2 separate regions of the Homo sapiens genome follow, and region 1 is linked to region 2. A link is a contact called in ENCODE Hi-C or POLR2A ChIA-PET data. All regions are on one chromosome and are shown on one strand. The core of a region is the stretch at or near the end of the contact, and the rest is flanking DNA. Distances in the headings are between cores, read along the strand shown. Region 1 has its middle 8.9 kb from the start of DAW1. Region 2 holds the start of SLC19A3 (solute carrier family 19 member 3).

What was found. A loop is a pair of places that touch in the nucleus more often than their neighbours do. ChIA-PET counts read pairs that join two places held with the same protein, here RNA polymerase II (POLR2A). Pooled maps may share reads with other maps.
Region 1: a loop to region 2 is called in a map of dorsolateral prefrontal cortex, with 4 times the contacts of the local background. The contact joins the enhancer-like site here to the promoter of SLC19A3 in region 2. A Hi-C loop is called at or near these places in 1 of 168 maps with a recorded cell type or tissue (dorsolateral prefrontal cortex) and 7 of 50 pooled maps. POLR2A ChIA-PET finds 5 or more read pairs at or near these places in 2 of 52 experiments (MCF 10A and OCI-LY7).

Annotation. Positions count from the first base shown.
Region 1 is chr2:227,861,377-227,864,076 of GRCh38, reverse strand. No RefSeq gene overlaps it. Among named protein-coding and RNA genes, the nearest start is that of DAW1, 8.9 kb to the left of the region's middle. Within about 2 kb of position 1,261, at least 8 of the 41 ENCODE cell types and tissues checked have a DNase peak (open chromatin) inside an H3K27ac peak, as active enhancers do.
Region 2 is chr2:227,716,763-227,719,462 of GRCh38, reverse strand. SLC19A3 (solute carrier family 19 member 3) reads left to right here and starts at 1,435. Exons shown (of 6, transcript NM_025243.4): 1 at 1,435-1,520. RefSeq lists an enhancer at 1,018-1,904.

The sequences.
Region 1 (2,700 bases), core at 12-2,511, 140 kb before region 2:
GTTCATTCATTCATGTTGAAAACTCCATTCTATTCGGTGTTACTTGTCTGATTTTTCTTCCTCTTACAGGGTTTACTCTAAACTCCTGAAGGATCTGATACAATAGCCCTTTGCGGATTAATGGAGAAAAGGTCTGAAATTATTAGCCTTGGTTGTCATTGGTTCTATGCTCCCACTTGCATTATAATGCCCTCCTCAGCTTGTCAGGGTGCCTCCTACCACCTTCACTGCAGCAACTTGCTGAAATGTCACTGCACCCTGTTTCAGCCCCCAGAGGACAGTCTGCTGTGTGCCACTTCTGGAGTCTCTCCTCTTGGCCCTGGGTCCCTTAAAGAACCTGTAGTTCTTGGTGACTTCCATGCCCCACTCTGGGGTCCAGTGAACTTCTAAATACCTAAACTTGCCAGTTTGACAGATAAATTAGTCATCTCTCTCCAGCCTGCATCAGGCTGCCATTTCCACTCAATGCCCACTCCTTTCTGCAATGCATGAAAGCTGCTTTGTGAGGCTTGCTGGATTTCCAGGATCACCTCAAAGAAGCTCGGCGTCATTTATCTCTCTTCTTGGATCCCAAAATTCCAAAGAAGTTCTCTCCTGCCCTCCTACCTCCAACTGTGACTAATTGTCTCCCTCCTTCTCCCTTCTACCCAGTTAAATGAGTCATTCTCTAAATATGCTGATGGTAGTGGTGCTGGGGATTGACTGGAATCAGATCACTGGTGCCCTCTGCCTTGCCTGAGAAAAAGGCCCTGGCTAGGCTTGTGAATTTCATGCAAACAGGTAAAGACATCCTGCCATGCTTTATATGGTGCCACTGCTAGCACAAGCCATGACTTTGGGCAGATTAGGGAAAGGCATCAGCTCTGGGTTAGAGGGTGTTCCTTCACACTGCCAGGACCTCCAGGCCTAATGGGGGCATTCCCGCAGCCAGAAAACCCAAGCTGAGCAAGGGCCAGCCTTTGCCCCACTCACTGGCAGGGCTTTGGGAGCTATCCAGACTTCTCAGTGGGCCACCCAGCCCTGGACACGTGCCCAGGGGGCAGCTGATCATTGTAGGCTCCCCCTAGACTAGCCCTGCTCACAAAAAGCCTTCACCTCTCCACACTCCCTCATGAGCTTATACTCTCCTCTAGTGTACTTGGTTGCAAGTTGCTTTTCAATGAAAATGAAGTGAGGGAAAGATGGTGCAATGTGTAATTACATCAGACCTGCCAAGAGTCAGACTTTTGATGTTGCTGATGAGTTCGTCCTCTTTAGGGAGGCCTGATGGCCTGCCCGGAAAGGACACAAATGTGAGTCAGAGGAGCTTGACGTTTGAATGCCAGTTCTTCCACTTACTAGCAGATCCCTTTTAGAACCTCGATTTGCTCAAATCAAAACGGGGATAATAATACTATCTGCCTCATGGGGCTATTGTATAAAACAAATGATGTAAATATATACAGTGGGCTGTATACCCAATTTCTAGGCACCTAAAATCTTTTTTCGTTGAACATTATCGTAACGGAATTAACCACTTCTATAACTAAATTGTTTAACTCTGGAATACGTGTTGATATGCAAAATATGTCTAACCATCTATTCCAAATAAAATACCACATCGAGGGATTGTTGCAATTAGGTCAAGGTTATTTATCTGCTAAATAGCTCACTGCCAGTAGGGGGCAGAAGTGTACACCTGTTTTATAAGAGCATTTACATTCTTTCCGTAGGTCAATAATAACTTAATTGTATATTTTAAAATAACTTAAATAATGTAATTGGGTTTTTTGTAACTCAAAAGATAAATGCTTCAGGGGATGGATAACCCATTCTCCATGATGTGCTTTTTTTTTCCAATCCTCAGAGACATCTGAAATGTGCTTATTTCACATTGCATGCTGTGTCAAAATATCTCATGTACCCTATCAATATATATACCTACTATGTACCCACAAAAATTTTTACAAATAATAAAAATAAAACTTTTTATAATAAAATAAACAATAAATACAACAAAATATTCAGAAAAGGAAGGAAGGAAGGAAGAAATGAAGGAAGGAAGGGAGGGAAGGAGGAAGGGAGCCCAGAGCCTAGGCCAGACAAAAGAGCCTAAGTATTGAGCAAACTCTTTCCTTTTAGCTACCTAAAACTTATCTTTGAAATAACTTGGCCGGGCGCGGTGGCTCACGCCTGTAACCCCAGCATTTTGGGAGGTAGAGGCAGGCAGATCACTTGAGATCAGGAGTTTGAGACCAGCCTGAGCAACATGGTGAAACCCCATGTCTACTAAAAATACAAAAATTAGCTGGGTGTGGTGGTGGGCGCCTATAATCCCAGCTACTTGGGAGACTGAGGCAGGAACATCGCTTGAACCTGGGAGGCAAGAGGTAGCAGTGAGCCAAGATTGCACGCCACTGTACTCCAGCCTGAGTGACAGAGTGAGACTCCGAGAAAGAGAGAGAGAGAGAGAGAACTCCTTGCCATGACACCAAACATGCTAGCAATGGTAACAATGATAATAATTAACATTTATTGAATGCATACTTTGTACCAGGCTCTGGGTTAATTGTATCACCCAAATCATCTGCTTCAATCTTCACAAAAACTATGCAGTAAGGACCATTGTTCCCATTTTACAGATGACAAATTGAGGCTTTGAGAGAAGAGCACAGCTTGATACGCCCTCTCTGTTTAAGGCCATTTTGAAATAGTTCTTTA
Region 2 (2,700 bases), core at 186-2,685:
GCAGGAGGATCCTTTGAGCCCAGGAGTTCAAGACCAGCCTGGGCAAGATAGTGAGACTCTGTCTCTACCAAAAAAAAAAAACAAAAAAATTAATGTGACGTGGTGGCACCCACCTGCAAGCCCAGCTACTTGGGAGGCTGAGGCAGGAGGATCAGTGTGCCTGGGAGATTGAGGTTGCAGTGAGCTGGGGTTGCACCACTGCACTCCAGCCTGGGAGATAAAGTGAGACTTTGTCAAAAAAAAAAAAAAAAGAAAGAAAGAAAGAGAAAAGAAAAGAAAAGAGGCCAGGTGGCCGGGTGCTGTGGCTCACACCTGTAATCCTAGCACTTTGGGAGGCCGAGGCGGGTGGATCACCTGAGGTCAGGAGTTTGAGACCAGCCTGGACAACATGGTGAAACCCCATCTCTACTAAAAATACAAAAATTAGCTGGGTGTGGTGACGGGCGCCTGTAATCCCAGCTACTAGGGAGGCTGAGGCAGAAGAATTGCTGGAACCCGGGAGGTGGAGGTTGCAGTGAGCCAAGATCGTGCCATTGCACTCCAGCCCGGGGCCAACAACAGCGAGGCTCCATCTCAAAAAAAAAAAGAAAGAAAGAAAGAAAGAAAAAAGACCAGGCGCGGTGGCTCACGCCTGTAATCTCAGCACTTTGAGAGGCCGAGGCAGGCGGATCACGAGGCCAGGAGTTCGAGATGAGCCTGGCCAATATGGTGAAACCAAACCCCGTCTCTACTAAAAACACAAAAATTAACTGGGCGTTAATTTTTGGAGGCTGAGGCAGGAGAATCGCTTGAACCCGGGAGGCGGAGGGTTGTAGTGAGCCGAGATCGCGCCACTGCACTCCATCCTGGGCGACAGAGGGAGACTCTGTCTCAAAAAAAAAAAAAAGAAAGAAAGAAAAGAGAAAAGAAAAGAAAAAGAAGAAGAAAAGAAAAAATTGTTTGTATCAGATTTTCAAAGTGCCAGGAAACCATCCCACTCTACCTCCTTTAAAAAAAAAAAGTGCAGAGTGATTATAACCACTGGCTCTGGAGCCAGGAGCCCCAACTAAAACCCAGGCTTCTCTATTTACTAGGCCTACTTCCTTCCGCCTCACTTTCTTCATGTGTAGAGTGGGGGTGACAGCCAGCCAGCCCTCTCTCCTAAGCTTTTGGAGAGAAATAAATGGATTCATAAGAAAGGACATATTTGTAAATAAAGCAAACGATCGCTGTTGGATTCAGGCCCTCTTGCTTCATTATGCTGAATGTCAGTGTATTACTTAAGTTGTTCCTTTCAGCAGAGTTGACTGTTTCTGCCCAGAAAACCGGCCCTGGGCCAGGAAAATCTGGGCTTCCACACTGGGATGAAAGGTCTGGACGCCCGGATTCGCATATGCAAAGCGTGGGGGCGTGGCCCCGGGCTCCGGGCCAGGCAGGCTCCGCCCCCTTCCCACCAAGAGCGCCTGGATCCATCCGACAGCCGCGGGTGCGTGGTCGTGCGGCAAGTGAGCGATTTGGTGAACAGACACTCCCTTCTGTAGGTAAGAATATCTCGGGGGGCGAATTAATTGAAGAAGCACCGTCATCCCTCGGTCTTAGCAGTGTCGCCTCTCTCTTCCCGGGTTTGGAGAGCTGGGGGCGGGTTCCTGGCTCTGCGGGCCTGGGCTACACTCTGAGCCGCGTGAGGAGCTCTCCCCCTACGCCGCAGCCCGCGTGCTGGGATTCACCCAAGTGGGTTTGTCTGGAATTCCCATTTGCAGCCTTCTGGAAGCGCAGATTAAATAAAATCATGATTCCCGTAAAGTGCCAGCACCTCCTATGGTTACATCCCACGTTCACAGATTTTAACTGAAAAGGCATTTTAGCATAGAATTCCAAATTCCAATCCAAGGATGGAGAAAAGGTCCTTCCTAGTGGGAAAAAGGAAGGTGAGTTTGAATTTAAGAGAGCAGGGGCTTTTTTGGGAACCACTTGAAATTTAGTTAATTGAAACTAAAAGAAAACGCAACTACACCTTACAAAAACACTGCTGGAAAGGATACCTAAGTCATCAAATAATAAATAGTGTGACAGCTGTTTACCAAATCAATGTCGCTGCCGCAAATGTGCAAAAGGTTGGGACTTTCGGAGTGCTTCAAGTTTGAAAAAGGTAAAGGAATAATGTTTTCTAAAAGTACTCTCAGGCCAGGCGCAGTGGCTCACGCCTGTAATCCCAGCACTTTGGGAGGCTGAGCGGGGCGGATTGCTTGAGGTCAGGAATTCGAGACCAGCTTGGCCCTGGGATGAAACCCCGTCTCTACTAAAAAGGCAAAAATTAGCCGGGCATGGTGGCGGGTGCCTGTAATCCCAGCTACACTGGAGGCTGAGGCTGAAGAATGGCTTGAACTTGGGAGGCGAAGGTTGCAGTGAGCCAAGATTGCACCACTGCACTCCAGCCTGGGCGACCCAGCAAGATTCTGCCTCAAAAAAAAAAAAAAAAAAAAAAAAAAAGCACTCTCATGTGTTTTGCTCCTATCAATATTGAAACATTGGTGTCTCCTGTGGCAAAAGGTGTTTTTTTCATCGAGGCACATATATTAAATAGACCAAAACATAACTTCCCAAATATCTTATAAGATTATCCTAGTAGTAGCTGAAATGGACAAAAATACCAATTTCCTTCAGTCATTATTGCTAATAGACCAACAACACTCTTTTAAGGTTGTGTAATGGTAAATGCAT